Linked DNA regions of Homo sapiens: region 2 is linked to region 1. Evidence: read pairs that join two places in POLR2A ChIA-PET (ENCODE). Cell type or tissue: Panc1. All regions are shown on one strand.

The links. Peaks named below come from ENCODE experiments on the same cell type or tissue, not always from the same donor. Only the 100,000 strongest peaks of a DNase experiment are listed, where the experiment ranks them.
Region 2: POLR2A ChIA-PET joins it to region 1 with 8 read pairs; 2 of 35 experiments call an interaction of 5 or more read pairs at or near these places.

Annotation. Positions count from the first base shown.
Region 1 is chr12:52,959,408-52,967,407 of GRCh38, forward strand. No RefSeq gene overlaps it. Among named protein-coding and RNA genes, the nearest start is that of KRT18, 14 kb to the left of the region's middle. RefSeq lists an enhancer at 5,492-6,135. In Panc1, no CTCF peak of the experiment used is centred here; no DNase peak of the experiment used is centred here; H3K27ac peaks cover 4,841 bases.
Region 2 is chr12:52,622,322-52,630,321 of GRCh38, forward strand. It overlaps a transcript of KRT73 not described here. Among named protein-coding and RNA genes, the nearest start is that of KRT73, 7.8 kb to the left of the region's middle. In Panc1, no CTCF peak of the experiment used is centred here; no DNase peak of the experiment used is centred here; H3K27me3 peaks cover 2,544 bases.

The sequences.
Region 1 (8,000 bases):
CAGCACTTTGGGAGGCTGAGGTGGGAGGATCACAAGGTCAGGAGATCGAGACCATCCTGTCTAACACAGTGAAACCCCATCTCTACTAAAAATACAAAAAAATTAGCCGGGCGTGGTGGCGGGCGCCTGTAGTCCCAGCTACTCAGGAGGCTGAGGCAGGAGAATGGAGTGAACCTGGGAGGCGGAGCTTGCAGTGAGCGGAGATTGCACCACTGCACCCCAGCCTGGGCGACAGAGCGAGACTCAAAAAACAACAACAACAACAACAACAACAACAAAAACAATGTACACGTTATCTTACAGTTTGTTATCTTACCGTTTGGTATATCAGAAGCCCTATCAGGGCTTCTGCAGAGCTATTTTCCTTCTACAGGTTGTAGGTGGAACTGGTTTCCTTGACTTTTCCAGCTTCTAGAGGTCACCTGCATTCCTTGACTTGGTCCCATCTGCCATCTTTAAAGCCAGCATCTTCAAATCTCTCCCCACTTCCCTCTCTCCTGACTTCTGCTTCCATTATCCTCACATCTCCTTTCTCTGACCCTTCTGCCTCCTTCTTATAAGGATCCTTTGATGACATTAGATTTACCCAGACAATGAGCATAATCTCCCCAACTTAAGATCTTTGATTTACATGGCAAGGTCCCTGTTGCTGTGTAAGGAAACTCACAGGCAAAGAGGGGCGGTTAGGATATGGACATCTTGGGATGGGAGGGGACCATTATTCAGCCTACCATAGGAAGGGGGCAGCAGATTGCAGGATTTTTTGTTTTTGTTTTTCTTTTGAGATGGAGTTTCATTCTTGTTGCCCAGGCTGGAGTGCGATGGCTCAATCTCAGCTCACTGCAACCTCCGCCTCCCGGGTTCAAGAGATTCTCATGTCTCAGCCTCCCGAGTAGCTGGGATTACAGGCATGCGCCACCATGCCAGGCTAATTTTGTATTTTTAGTAGAGATGGGGGTTTCTCCATGTTGATCAGGCTGGTGTCAAAATCCCAACCTCAGGTGATCCACCTGCCTCAGCCTCCCAAAGTGCTGGGATTATAGGCGTGAGCCACCACGCCTGGCCAGCAGATTGCAGTTTTAAGTAGGGCAGCCTGGGCAGGAAGTGACATTGGGCCAAGACTGAAGGAGATGAGGGACCTAGCCTGGCATATCTTGGGGATCAGCAGCGAGGATGGGTCCTGGGTGTATGAGCAGCATCTCTCAGCCCCCGACCTGCACATTCAGGTTTGCCCTTGTATGTACCCTTAGGTCTCCTTGGGGCCCACAGGGCATTGGGAAAGGGTCGACTGCCAACGTACCTTGCCCCAAAGCTCCTCCTCATCCCCCCTGCACCCTGCCACTGAAGGCCCTCACAGGCCACCAGTCTAAGTCCAGCAGCCTCCCCTCTCTCCTCATCTTTTTCAGCCTCTGCAGCACTTGACCCTGATGTCCTTCTGCTCTTGACCTGCACACCACTGCGCTCCGCAGTCCTCTCACCTCTGCCTGCTGCACTTCATCCATCTGCCCTTTAAACACAGGCCTTGCAGGCTGTCCTCAGCTTTTTCTCTTCTTGGGCCTTTTTTTTTTTTTTTTGGAGATGGAGTCTAACTCTGTCGCCCAGGCTGGAGTGCAGTGGCACAATCTTGGCTCACTGCAACCTCCACCTTTGGGGTTCAAGCGATTCTTCTACCTCAGCCTCCCAAGCAGCTGGCATTACAGGTACCCACCACCAGGCAGCTAATTTTCTGTATTTTTAGTAGAGATGGGGATTCACCATGTTGGCCAGGCTGGTCTTGGACTCTTGACCTCAAGTGATCCACCCACCTCAGCCTCCCAAAGTGCTGGGACTACAAGTGTGAGCCACCGTGCCTGGCCATGGACAATCTTATTTTTATTCCCTGACTCTGTTGCTACCTCTGAGCTGGTATCTCAATATTTACCTCCAGCCCTAGCCTCTCTTGAGCTTCAGAACCGTGCTATATTTTCCAACTGCCTTTGTTTCATTTCATCATGTGGCATACTTAGCTATTTATGTCATCTTCCCCATGAGACTGGAAATGCCTTGAAGACAGGTACCCTATTTTTTTGTTTCTTTGGTTTGTGTTATTGTTTTTTGTTTGTTTGTTTTGTTTTGTTTTGAGACAGTTTCACTCTTGTTGCCAAGGCTGGAGTGCAATGGCGTGATCTCAGCTCACTGCAACCTCCACCTGCTGGGTTCAAGTGATTCCCCTGCCTCAGCCTCCCAAGTAGCTGGGACTACAGGCATGCGCCACCACACCCAACCATTTTTGTATGTTTAGTAGAGATGGGGGGTTCACCATGTTGGCCAGGCTGGTCTCAAACTACTGACCTCAGGTGATCTGCCCACCTCAGCCTCTGAAAGTCCTGGGATTCCAGGCGTGAGCCACCGCACCCAGCCTACCCTGTTTTCTTCATCCTGGTGTCATCCTGGATTGGTCATATAACAATGGCAATTACCATAATAACCAGTATTTGGTTTTTTTTGGGGGGGACAGAGTTTCACTCTTGTCACCCAGGCTAGAGTGCAATGGCACGAACTCAGCTCACTGCAACCTCTGCCTCCCAGGTTCAAGTGATTCTCCTGCTTCAGCCTCCCAAGTAGCTGGGATTACAGGCGTGCACCACCATGCCTGGCTAATTTTTGTATTTTTAGTAGAGATGGGGTTTCACCATGTTGGCCAAGCTAGTCTCAAACTCCTGACCTCAGGTGATCCACCCACCTTGGCCTCCCAAAGTGCTGGGATTACAGGCATGAGCCACCGCGCCTGGCCAGTAACCAGTATTTACTGAGCACTTTCTATGTGTCAGGCACTGTGCTAAGCACATTACATATATTAATTCACTTAATCCTAACAACAACCCTATGAGACGGATAGTATTACAATCCTCATTTTACAGGTGAAGAAACTGAGGCTCAGAAAGGTAAACTACCTTCCTTAAGGTCTCACAGCTAAATAAATGGCAAAGCCAGAATTCAAACCCAGGCAGTCTGGCTGCAAAATCCAAAGGCAGTAGTTGGAATGGATTGGCATTCAGCTCCATTCCAAATTGGTACCTTTCTGCTTCAGAAACCAAAGAGCTAAAAAGTGCATTTCCCAGATGTCCTTGCAGCTAGGAAGTGAATTATGTCGCACTAATTAGATGCAGATGAATACGATTCGGAAAGTGGAAGTGAGGTGAAGACCCTCCTCTGCTGCTTTGATTGTTCCTGCTAGCACGTCTGGTCATGAGGCTGTGGGATTTTTCTGGAGCAGTGTCCAGTGTCCAGTCATTTGCTTTGTAGGTATTGAGTATTGTGAGACAGTTGAACCACAAGGAGCAGTAGTGGTTTCCTGATCCATGGATCACAGCTGCAATTTGTGTTCATGGGTTCAGTCAGCTTCAGGATCCCCACCAGCTAGAGTAGTTTATTTCCTGCAACTAGAATTCAGGATGATACCTTCAAGGAAGGGATCTGAGAGTGGATATCTGAAGTCTCAGTTATCACATGTAATGACAAAATGAATAAATTAATTTACTACCTGGGATCACCAGGAATGACTGGCCTATTGAAGGTAAGGCTTTGGCAGGCTACACACTGTTGAGATTAAATCGTTATGGTGGGGAAAGGAAATCAAAGGCCCTGGTGTGGTCTGCCTGCTTAACTGCACTGGTGAGCTTAAAGAATTAAAAAAAAAAAAAAAAAAAAAAAAAAGGCCGAGCGTGGTGGCTCACATCTGTAATCCCAGCACTTTGGGAGGCTGAGGTGGGCGGATCACCAGGTCAAGAGTTTGAGACCAGCCTGGCCAACATGGTGAAACCCCGTCTCTACTAAAAATACAAAAATTAGCTGGGTATGGTGGCGCATGCTTGTAGTTCCAGCTACTCAGGAAGCTGAGGCAGGAGGATCACTTGAACCCGGGAGGCAGAGGTTTCAGTGAGCTGAGATCGTGCCACTGCACTCCAGCCTGGGCAACAGAGTGAGACTCTGTCTCAAAAAGATAAATAAATAAATAAACAAGAAAAAAATGGCCAGGTAAGGTGGCTCATGCCTGTAATCCCAGCACTTTGGGAGACCAAGGTGGGCAGATCACGAGGTCAGGAGTTCGAGACCAGCCTGGCCAACATAGTGAAACCCCATCTCTACTAAAAATACAAAAATTAGCCAGGCGTGGTGGTGCACACCTATAATCCCAGCTACTTAAGAAGCTGAGGCAGGAGAATCGCTTGAACCCAGGAGGTGGAGGTTAGAGTGAGATGAGATCACACCATTGCACTCCAGTCTGAGCAACAGACAGAGACTCCGTCTCAAAAAAAAAAAAAAAAAATTCATTTAACTTGGCCCAGGAATTTGGGTGGCCGAGGCAAGCGGATCACTGGAGGGCAGTTCGAGACCAGCCTGGCCAACATGGCAAAACCCCGTCTCTCCTAAGAATACAATAAATGAGCCGGGAGAGGTGATGCACCCCTGTAATTTCAGCTACTCGGGAGGCTGAGGCACGAGAATCGCTTGAACCTGGGAGGCAGAGGTTGCAGTGAGTGGAGATGGTGCCACTGCACTCCAGCCTGGGTGACAGAGCGAGACCCTGTCTCCAAAAGTAAATAAATAAATAAACAAAGATTCATCTGTGTTGTTGCATGTAACAGTAGTTCCTTTTTTTGTTGAGTTATATTCCATTGTGTGCATGCACTGCCATCTGTTTATCTATTCACCAGCTGAAAAATGTTTAGACTGTTTCCGATTTGAGGTATTTATGAATAAAGTTGCCATAAACACTCAATGTATGGATTTTTGCGTTTTCATTTCATTTTTCTTGAGTAGTTTTCATTTCTCTTGGGTACCTAGGAGTGAGATGCTGGGCCATGTGGTAAGTGGTTGTTTTTTGTTTGTTTGTTTGAGACAGAGTCTCGCTCTGTCACCCAGGCTGGAGTACAGTGGCATGGTCTCGGCTCACTGCAACCTCTGCCTCCCATGTTCAGGCAATTCTCCCACCTCAGCCTCCCGAGTAGCTGGGATTACAGGCATGCACCACCACGCCTGGCTAATTTTTTAGTGTTGGGATTACAGGCGTGAGCCACTGCGCCTGGCCAAGAGTATCTTTTATGTACAACTATTATGTACCCGTAAAAATATTTTTGAATGAATAAATTTATTTTACTCATAAAAAAACTGAGGCCCAGAGGGTGACTGACTCAAGGTCACAGAGATAGTGACAGGGCTGGGACAAGGATTCAGAGTGTAGAGCTTCTCAGCTTTTCTCACTCTGGTGGGTGACCCAGACCACGTGCAATGGGAATGTTGCTGACTTCATCTTCCTTCATCAAGAGTTGCTGGGGCTTCCCCAAGGGCTGGGAGTGGAGAGAGGCCGCAGGCCAGGGCCAGGGACTGGGTGGAGCTGGGAGTGAGTGTCTGTGCACGACCCTTCTCATCTCTGGTGAGCATAACCAGATTGGGACAGGCCTTCAGAGAAGGAAGGGGCAGGGGCAGTCGTGGCACCTGGGAAGAGGACACTGGAATTCTGTGCTCAGCTTACAATAATATCAAACCTTATGTAGCACTTACCCTGGGCCAGATAGGGTCCTAAAAGCTTGACATATATTAATTCATTTAATCCTCCCAACAATCCCAAGAATGCACTCTCTTTAGCCCTATTTTAGGAGCGAGGAAATGAAGGAGCTGAGAGGTTAAGGGACTTGCCCAGGAACGCCAGTTCGCCAGTGGCTTGCCAGGGATTTGAGCCTGGAGAGTCTCACTCTCTGTCCGCATCTCAGTCGCGCTGATCTCGGCCACACGTAGGTCCATAGGCTGGTCCTCCCTCACGAGTGGCCTCCGCGAGCCCCTGGCCCCTGGAGCGCCCTCCTCCCAGCCACCAGACCCTCTGAGGCCTGACTCCTGGCTAGGCGGGGCTAAGGGGCGAGGAGAGCTGGGGGACAAAGCCCCTTTACGTCGGGGTGGGATTCCCCTTAAAGCCACTGCCAAGACGGAACAGGATGGGGGACAGAGAGGGACTGGGGGAAGGCGCCAAAGCCCGGGACCGAGGAGGAGAGGGGAGGAGGTGGACTCTACTCGAGGGAGGATCCGAGGGCGGGCAAGCGGAACCCTCCTCCTTAAAGATCTCGCAGTGAGGTTAGGGAGCTGCTCCCCGGCTCTGGGAAGCCGCTATCCTGCCCATACCCTCCTTTCTCTCCGCTGCTGCCCCTGCCTCGCTCCCGCGCGCTCCCATTGGGTGGTGCCTGGGTGTCCCCGGCTCGGCAGCTGCGGCTGCTTCCCAGCCCCGGGGTCTCAGGGCCGTCCCGCCGGTCCCAGGGCACCGCTCCTGTGCCCCACGCCGCCGCTTCCCCAGTTGCCCCCTGACTGCAAGAGTCTCCTGGTTTTCGGCTTGTCCTGGGACTCCTGGGAGAGCCCACCGAGAGTTCTGGGGCACCTGCAACCTCCCTCGTCTCCTAAGAGGGTGGGGGAGTTCTTTTCTAAATATCATAAACCTCAAGGGGAAAAACCAAGGGGTGTATGTGTGCACGTTTGGGGTAATATTTGAGTATTAAAAAACAACCTTCCTCCCAAAATAAATATATGAATAATAAAAAATTAGCCTGCCTTGGCCGGGCGCAGTGGCTCACGCCTGTAATCCCAGCACTTTGGGAGGCCGAGGTGGGCGGATCACGAGGTCAGGATATCGAGACCATCCTGGCTAACACGGTGAAGCCCCGTCTCTACTAAAAATATAAAAAATTAGCCGGGCGTGGTGGTAGGCGCCTGTAGTCCCAGCTACTCAGGAGGCTGAGGCAGGAGAATGGCGTGAACCCGGGAGGCGGAGCTTGCAGTGAGCCGAGATCTCGCCACTGCACTCCAGCCTGGGCGACAGAGCGAGATTCCGTCTCAAAATAAATAACCAAATTAATTAAATTAAATTTAAAAATTTAAAAAAATTAGCCTGCCTTGGTGGTGCGCACCTGTTATCCCAGCAACTCGGGAGGCTGAGGCAGGAGGACTGCTTGAGACCAGGGGTTGAAAAACAGGCTGGGCAACAAAGTAAGACTCCATCTCTACAAAAAATTTTAAAATTCACCTGGCGTGGTCGCGTGTGCCTTTGGTCCCAGCTACACAAGGGGCCCAGACGGGAGGATTGCCTGAGCCCCAGAGGTTGAGGCTGCAGTGACCCATGTTTGCACCACTGCACTCCAGCCTGGGTGACAGAGTGAGATCTTGTCACAAAGATAAATAAATAAATAAGTAGAATGCAGAGCAATGAAACCCTCATATGTTGCTGGTGGGAATACAAAACGTGTACAACTACTTTGGAAAACAGTTGGGCCGTTTTTTCTAAGTTTAAAAATACACCTCCCAGCGCGGTGGCTCACGCCTGTAATCCCAACACTTTGGGAGGCTGAGGCGGGCGGATCACGAGGTCACGAGTTCAAGACCAGCCTGGCCAATATGGTGAAACCCTGTCTCTACTAAAAATACAAAAAAAAAAAAAAAATAGCCAGGCGTGGTGGCATGCGCCTGTATTCCCAGCTACTTGGGAGGTTGAGGCAGAAGAATTGCTTGAACCTGGGAGGCGGAGTTTGCAGTGAGCTGAAATCTTGCCATTGCACTCCAGCCTTGGGCAACAGAGCAAGACTCTGTCTCAAAAAAAATAGTAATAAAAATAAAAATATACTTACCAGCTCGGTGTGGTGGCTCACACCTCTGATCCCAGCACTTTGGGAGGCCGAGGTGGGTGGATCACCTGAGGTCAAGAGTTCGAGACCAGCCTGACCAACATAGAGAAACCCCGTCTCTACTAAAAATACAAAATTAGCCAGGCGTGGTGGTGCATGCCTGTAATCCTAGCTACTTGGGAGGCTGAGGCAAAAGAATCACCTGAACCCGGGAGGCGGAGGTTGCAGTGAGCCAAGTTTGTGCCATTGCACTCCAGCCTGGGTGACAAGAGTGAAACTCCATTCTCAAAAAAATAAATAAATAAAATAAAATAAATAAACAGATGGTTCAAGTTTGGCCTCTCCCAGTAGGAATCC
Region 2 (8,000 bases), 340 kb before region 1:
TATTTTTTATTTTTTTATAAACATCCCCAACTTGCTTGTTTTATTGGAGAAGAGGACATGGAATAAACATCTGGGATGTGAGTCTGGGAAGAACCCCCTCTCCTCCCCATATATGCCTACTGCCCCAAACTAAAAATAACCAACTCTGGGAGAGCAGCTGAGACAGCAACTGGGGGCAGAAGAAGGAGACACGGAACTGGAGGGCAGTGGTGAAGAGACCACACGTGTGCTGGGAGGGCCCAGAGGCAGTGACAGCATGAACAGTGCAAGTACAAGTCTCTGTGCCTTCCCTGGGGTTGTGTATAAATATATAGAAATGAGGCCTTCTATCCCATTTCTCTCCCTTCCGCTCCTTGCTGCCTGCCACAGTCCCAGCTCCTCTTTCCACACGAGGGCGAAGGGAAGTGGAGGATGAACAAGTCATCACTGAATTGCGATCAGACCCACATCCATCAGCTTCTGGATCTTTAAATGGAAGTTTTAGAACTAAGAAATATAATAATCAAAATAAAAAACTCAATGGATACACGTAACAGGAGAATAAAAGGCCAGAGGAAAGAATCAGTGAACTGGAAGAGAGGACAATAAAAATTACCCAATCTGAATAATAAAGAGAACTGAACAACAGACTGAAGAAGAATAAAATGAACCAAGTCTCAGGATCAGGGAGACTCTAACAAAAGATCTAACAGTCAAGTCACTGGGGTTCAGAAGGAAAGGAAAAGAAGTATTGCTGAAAAATAACTCAAAGAAATAAGGAATAAAAATTCCCCAAATTTGGCAAAAGACGTAAACCCACAGATTCAGGAAGCTGAGCAAACCCTAAACAGAATAAACCCAAAGAAATTCATACCTAGACATATTATAGTCAGAATTCTGAAAACTACAAATAAAAACCTGAAAGCAGCTAAAGAGAAACAATGCTTTACCTTTAGGGAAAAAACAATTTGAAGGACAGAAGATTTCTCATCATAAACTATGGAGGCTAGCAGGGAGTGGCATAGTTTTCAAGTGCTGAAAGCAAAGAACTGTTGATGCAGAATTCAGTGCCCAGTAAAAATATCCTTCAGGAATGAAGACAAAATGAAAACATTCTCAGATGAAGAAAAACTAAGAATGTGTTTCCAGCAGGCCTACCCTAAAAGAATGGCTAAAGTAAGTTCTCTAAACAGAAAGAAAATGATAAAAGAAGACAACTTGAAACATTAGGAAGGAGGAAAAAACATGATAATTTTTAAAAAATAAGTTAATACAATAGACTTTCCTTCTCTTGAATTTCCTATAAATTATGTTCAATGGTTGAGGCAAAAATTCTAACACTGTCTGATGTGATTCTAAATGTATTTAGATGAAATATTTAAGAAATTATATTATAAATGAGAGACGGTAAAGGAATATAAAGAGGTAAGGATTCTTCAACTGATAAAATAATGATAGCAATAGACTGTGATAAGTTATGTATATATAATAAAATACTCAGCAGCACTAAAAATGCTATACAAAAACGTTTACTAAAAGACACAATACATAAATCAAAATGGATTCTTAAAAATGTTCAAGTAACCAACAGGACAGTAGGAGAAAAACATAAATAGAAAAAAGAGAACAATTAGAAAACAAAAATTTAAATGGCAGCTTAAGCCCTAATATATCAATAATTATGTTAAATATAAATGGCCTAAATGTACCAATTAAAAGACAGAGATTGGCGGAGTATATTTTAAAACATGAACCAACTATATGCTATCTCCAAAAACTTATCTCAACTATAAGTGTCTAGATTAACATCAGATAAAGTATACTTCAAAGCAAAAAAATTATGAGACAGAGAGAGACAGTGTATAATTTAAAAAGACCAATTCACCAAGAAGAAATAGTGATTTAGTAAGAAGACATTCCTAATGTTTATACACCAAACAAAAGAGTTGCAAAATATGTGAATGAAAGACTGATGGAACTAAAATATTAGATAGACAAATCCACAATTATAGTTAAGGACTCCAATATTCCTTTCTCACAGTCAATAGAACAATTAGCAAGAATATTATCAAGGATATAAAAGAACTTAACAGTACCATCAACCAACAGGATCTAATTGATATTTATAAACATTCTACCTAACAAAAGCAGAATAAATATTCTATTCAAGTGCCCACAGGACATATACCAAGATAGGCCATACTCTGGGATATAAAATAAACCTCAACAAGTTGTAAATAACTTAAACCATACAGAGTATGTTCTCTAGCCAAAATAAATAAACTGAATGTAAACAAAGGAAAGATAACAGGATCTATCCAAACACTTATTAACTAAACAATATACATCTAAATAACTCATGGGTTGAAGAGGAAGTCTCAAAAGAAAATTTTTAAAGCACATTATTTGCAAATACATTCACATTTGGAGGTAATGGGAGTTAGGACTTTAACATATCTTTTTTGGAGAATGCAATTCAACCCATAACAGAAACAAAAAGCACAAGCGACAACAAAACAAAAAAAAAAAATAGATAAATTGGACCTCAACTAGTTTCTGACAGAGTCAAAAATAATTCAGTGGAAGAAAGTTAGCCTTTTCAACAAATGATGCTGAAGTAATTATATACAAATAGGCAAAACAAAAATAAAACAAAAAATCTTGATTTAAGTTTCATATTTTGCACAAAAATTAACTCAAAATAGATCACAGACTTAATTGACTATAAAATGTAAAACTATAGAACTTTTAGAAAAACAATAGGGGAAATCCTCAAGATAAAGGGTAGGTAAAGAGGTGTTAGATTTGACATCAAAAGCATAATCCATATAAGGAAAAATCTACTGGACTTCATCAAAATTAAAAACTTTGTACTGCAAAAGACCTTGTTAAGGAGGATGAGAAGACAAGCAATGGACTAGGAAAAATTATTTGCAGACCACATATTCAGCATAGGACTAGGATCTAGAATACATAATGAACTCTCAGAACTCAACAACAAAAGAACAAGCAATTGCATTAGAAAATGGGCAAAAACATCACAAGACTTTCACTGAATAGTTCATACCGATGGCAAATAAGCACACAAAATGAAATTCAACATTAGAGAAATACAAATTTAAGCCACAATGAGATATTACTCAACACCTATCAGAATGGCTTAAATAAGACTTAGTGGCAACACTACATGCTGGCAAGGACCCAGAGAAACTAGAGCACTCATATATTGCTAATGAGAATGTAAAATGGCACAGCCACTCTGGAAAACAGTTTAGCAGTTTTTAAAGAACCAAACAAGCAACTCTCATACATCCCAGCAATTACAAACCTGATCATTTATCCCAGAGAAATGAAATCTATGTTCACACAAAAACCTGTATGCAAACATTTATAGCAGCTTTATTTGTAATAGCCAAAAAATGCAAACAATCCAGGTGCCCTTCAATGGGTGGCAAACCGTGGTACATTCATGTCATAGAGTACTACTCAGCAATGAAAAGAAATAAACTATCACTACATGCAATGACCCATGTGAATCTCTAAAGAATTATACTGAGTAAAAAAAAAAATCCTCAGGGATTGTATGATTTGTATATTGTATGATTCCATTTATGTAATACTCTCAAAAAGATTCCATTTATATAACATTCTTGAAATACAGAAATGGGGAACAGATTAGTAATTGCTTGGGGGTTAAACAGTGTCACAGGAGAGAAGTGGGTGTGTCCAAATGAGGACAACATGAGGGAAATTTGTGATGATGGTAAAGTTCTGTATCTTAATTGTATAAATGTCAATATCCTGGTTGTGATATGCGATAGTACATCTTGCAATGTTTACTGAGCACATTAATAAATTAAGCATGTATATGACAGGTACTGTTCTGAGCACACTAATCTTCAAAATAACCCCATCAAGAAGGTTCAGTTAACACACAGTTTATGGATAAGAAAACTGAAGCACAGAAGGTTAAGTTACTTGCACAAGGTCACATAGCTAGAACCAGGACTGGAAGCCAGGCAGCCCACTGCAGAGTCCATCCTTTTAACCACTACTGCCTGAGATCTTTCTAAAATCCCTACTTTCCCTGACCCTGAGATTCTTATTGAAAAGGTCTGGGTCAGGTCTTGAGCTTGGAGAGTTTCTTAAACTTCCTCATATTGTTTTCATCAGAGCCTGAACCCACTCTCAGGAGTTGTGCCTTTTAACAGCACAATCAGGAGCAAGATACCACAACTCGTATCCCTCTGACCAGAGCTTAGTTTCATGGCCATAGTTATTTTCAAGGGAGGCTGGGAAATGTCATCTTTGGGTGGCTGGCCATGTGCTCATCTAAATTTCTACTTCTGTGAAAGGAGAAAGGATAAGGGGCGGGGTGGGGAGGCACCCAGCAGGCTCAGCTATGCTCTGCCTGCTAGGTAAGCAAGCATTCTTGCCATTGTGTCTAATAGTCCACTGCTCAAAGCTGCAGCATGGAGTCCAAATCTGGGAAGGCAACGCAGCCATAGGATGACCAACATTTTCCATTTGCCTGGGCTTATTGGGTTCTCAGGATGTAGGACTTTCAGTTTTAAAACTAGGAAAGTTCCAGGCAAACAGGAACAAGGTGGCCACTCTACCCGGAAGGGCTCTCTTGTCCTGATCTTGCCCCACCCACCTGTCCTGCCACATCTCTCTGCAAGCTCCACCAGACTGCAGTTTCTTATGCTCTTGTCAATCTCCTTTTCTTTCATTTGACCATTTCAACCATTTATGGTGCACCTACTTATGTGCCCAGCACTGCTCTGTTCACAGTAGATACAGCACCTCTACTTAAACACTCCCTTCCCCTTGGCTAACTCTTCATCTTTCAGGTTTCAGGTTTCAGCTTTGAGAAATCTTCATCAAGGAAGTCTCCCTTATCCTCCTAATCTGGGTCTCTTGTTCCTGAGATGCTCTTCCCAAGATAGCATCTGTCTCACTATACTGTGCACCTTCACTTACCTGCTTCCCAGTAGCCAGAAGTCTTGATCACCCTTTTGTATTAGTGTTGAGAACAATCTGGCACATAAATGGTTGTTGAATGAATGCATGCTGCCTCTTCAGAAGTGTAGGAGTGGCTCAAAGGCAGGACCTGTGCACCATTATCCCTGGCTATCTTCCTCCCCTTGCTGCTCAAAACAGAGCTCACAGCAGGGAACTTTTGACAAGACCTGCCTTCCAATACAACACCTCTGGACTCCAAGTGCAGTGCTGGACTGGAAACTGCCTTCTGAGCAAAGCAGGAGACGAAACAGGAGAGTTGCCCTTGTGACCCAAGCCCCCAGGCTGCTTTTCCCACTCCACACCCTCTGGCCATTTAGTTACCTGATAATAGTCCTCCTAGCAATAATGATAGCAACACTATTACCCTGCAATTAGCCAATAATAACACCAGCTTGGCCACCAAACAAGGCTCAAGGCCTGAAGTTATTGCTGTAAAAACGGAAGCTGAGTTTTCCTAATAGAGAGAGGAAACAAGGGTCCTTTGTGCCAACCTTCCAAAGCCAAACAGGAATAGCACCCCTTCCAGTGTTCCCTCCTGTCAGCACAGACAGCCAAGCAAGGATAGAACAGAATGAACATGTGTGTGTGTGTGTGTGCACATGTGCACATGTGTGCCTTGCAGGATGGCAATCTGGGGGTAGTGAACAATACTCAGGGAAGATCTTATTAGTGAATATTTTTAAAGTTTCCAAACAGAATAAATTCCCCATGAAGTTTATTGGAGAGGTGTGGGAGAGAGGGTAAGGTGGGAGTGGGCAACCCTTTAAACAAAACACAGGATGCAAGATCTCCTTCATAAACTGGAGGGCTCCAGGGCTCTAGTCACACCCCTCATAGCCCAGCAGGTCACACTGGACATCATTTCAAACTAGACTCTGCCTGAAGTATGGCCCTTATGATGGATTTGCTTCTGCTATGTTTTTATACTCATTCCGGCAGAAGGGGAGACACCTGAACCCAGCCCACCCTCAGGTTGCTCTCCAGGTGGATAATCCACCTGGCTTTCTCAGGGAATGGGGTGGGGCCGGGCTGGCACACTTTCACCCTCCCAGTCCCCATAGATCTTCCTCTCTCCTCCTCCCTTTTGTGGCCACCCAGGGTCTACGAATCCGTGGAAGGCAGAGAGTCCCTCTGCCTTAGAATAGGTCATAGGAGGCCTTGTAAAATGAAACAAAAACAACTTCTTGCTAAACATGGTTGCAGATAATCAGTACCATGGCTGACATCCACTAAGGTGGATAACTGAGAATTGATAGTAATCATGTTTCAAAAGGTGTTTATGCATGCCCTTACTTCAGTACCAGAGATAGGAGAAGAGCTCTTGCTTCTGCATCACAGAAGGAGACAGTGTGGGCTAAGAGCACTACGAGCCTGCAGGGAGAGACAAGGGAGAAGGTGACTGACACCAAAGGCCCACTGAGAGGGGCTTTCTTCTGGGGCCTGGCATTTGGATGCATGAGGGAGAAAAGAAAAAGAATTTGTTTTGACCCAAAAGCCCATCTCCACATTGCCATAGAAGACAAAAAGGTGGGGGTAGAGCCAGAGCAGGTATGCGTGCTCAGGCAGACAGATACCAGGAGAGAGCAGGGCCAGAAGATTGGCCTTTGCCTCTGGGAGGGAGACCCACAGGTTTCTGTGCCCTGAGTTGGAGACCTGGACTCTCATTAAACTTGACTCCTCATCTCCCAAGTCAGGACCAGCATGTGCAGGATTCCTAGCTTGAGGTCTGGACCCTCCAGCTGGCCCCCAAGGACCTGGCAGCCCTGGACACGAACCTGGATGCTGCACCAGATCCTCAGGGGATGGTGCCCCCTCTCAGGAAGTCTCTGTTCCCTGAGCAAAAGCCAGACACAGTGGCCTGAGAGCTGAAACAGTGCTTGACACCACAGCTGTGGGGAGACAGCTCTGTGCACCCCCACACCCCTTCTACATCCCTGAATATCCATCTCACACAGCATTGAGGGGCACCTTCTTGAAGTGTCCCATGAAGGAACAGTGGCCAGGGCTCCCACACCACCCACTGTCTGGGCCATGTGTCCACCACAGGCAGCAAGGGCCCTGAAGGCAGGGTCTCCCCTTCCCCCACGTGGATGCAGCGTGAGTTTCTACACGGAAGAGGAACCCTGCAGCTCCTATACTGTGGAGGAGGAACCTCCACAGGGCCACGGACAAATAGTGACCTGCCCAAGGCCACACAGCCAATGCCTACAGAGCAAGTTCAGGGCCCCAGGGCCCCAGCTGCCTGGCCAAAGGCTCCTTCCTTTTACTCTCAGGAAAAGGGAAGGTTGGATCCTGACCGCACAGCAAATCCACCCCCACCTATGTAGAGCAGTTCATGTTGTTGGTGACTTCTCTAGATTGCCTGTTCGCATGAAAACAGAATAATCAGTAGATCCTCTCACGGGGCTCAGAGGAGAACAACGTCAGAGGAAAGGATACCTCAAGTCTGCTTCATAATTCATAATTCAATCTCAGCTGGGAATCGCATCAACTCCTGTATAGAGTAACAAGAGCAGCCCTTCTCAATCTGTTCCCCTTGCTCACCCTCCCAACCCACAGTCGCCTCATGGCCACTGTTCCTAGACTTGCACAAACACTCACACTCTCCCAGGCCCCTCAACCTGTATGCCTTCCACCCTTTCCAAGCCCGGGATCAATACAGCCGTGCCTGGACCAGGTGAAACCAAGGAAAACTATAACTTGTCTCCCAGCCTTTCTCAACAGCAGGGAAATCCCCACCCTTTTCCCTCTTGTTCAAGTGAGGGAAAGTCTAGAGGGTAAAGCAGTGCAGCATACAGGGCCAGGATCAGTGCTCATCACGTGCACCCTGGTCAAAGGCCCTGACTGGACAGCACTGCTGAACGAAGCCTGAGGCACATTTCAGGAATGAATGAGTTAATCAATTGCCTATCATACAGATGGGAAGGTTGACAGAGTGCCTGCCACGACGGAGTGCAGTGAGGACCCTTGCCTATCCTGTCTCCTCTGGGTCACCC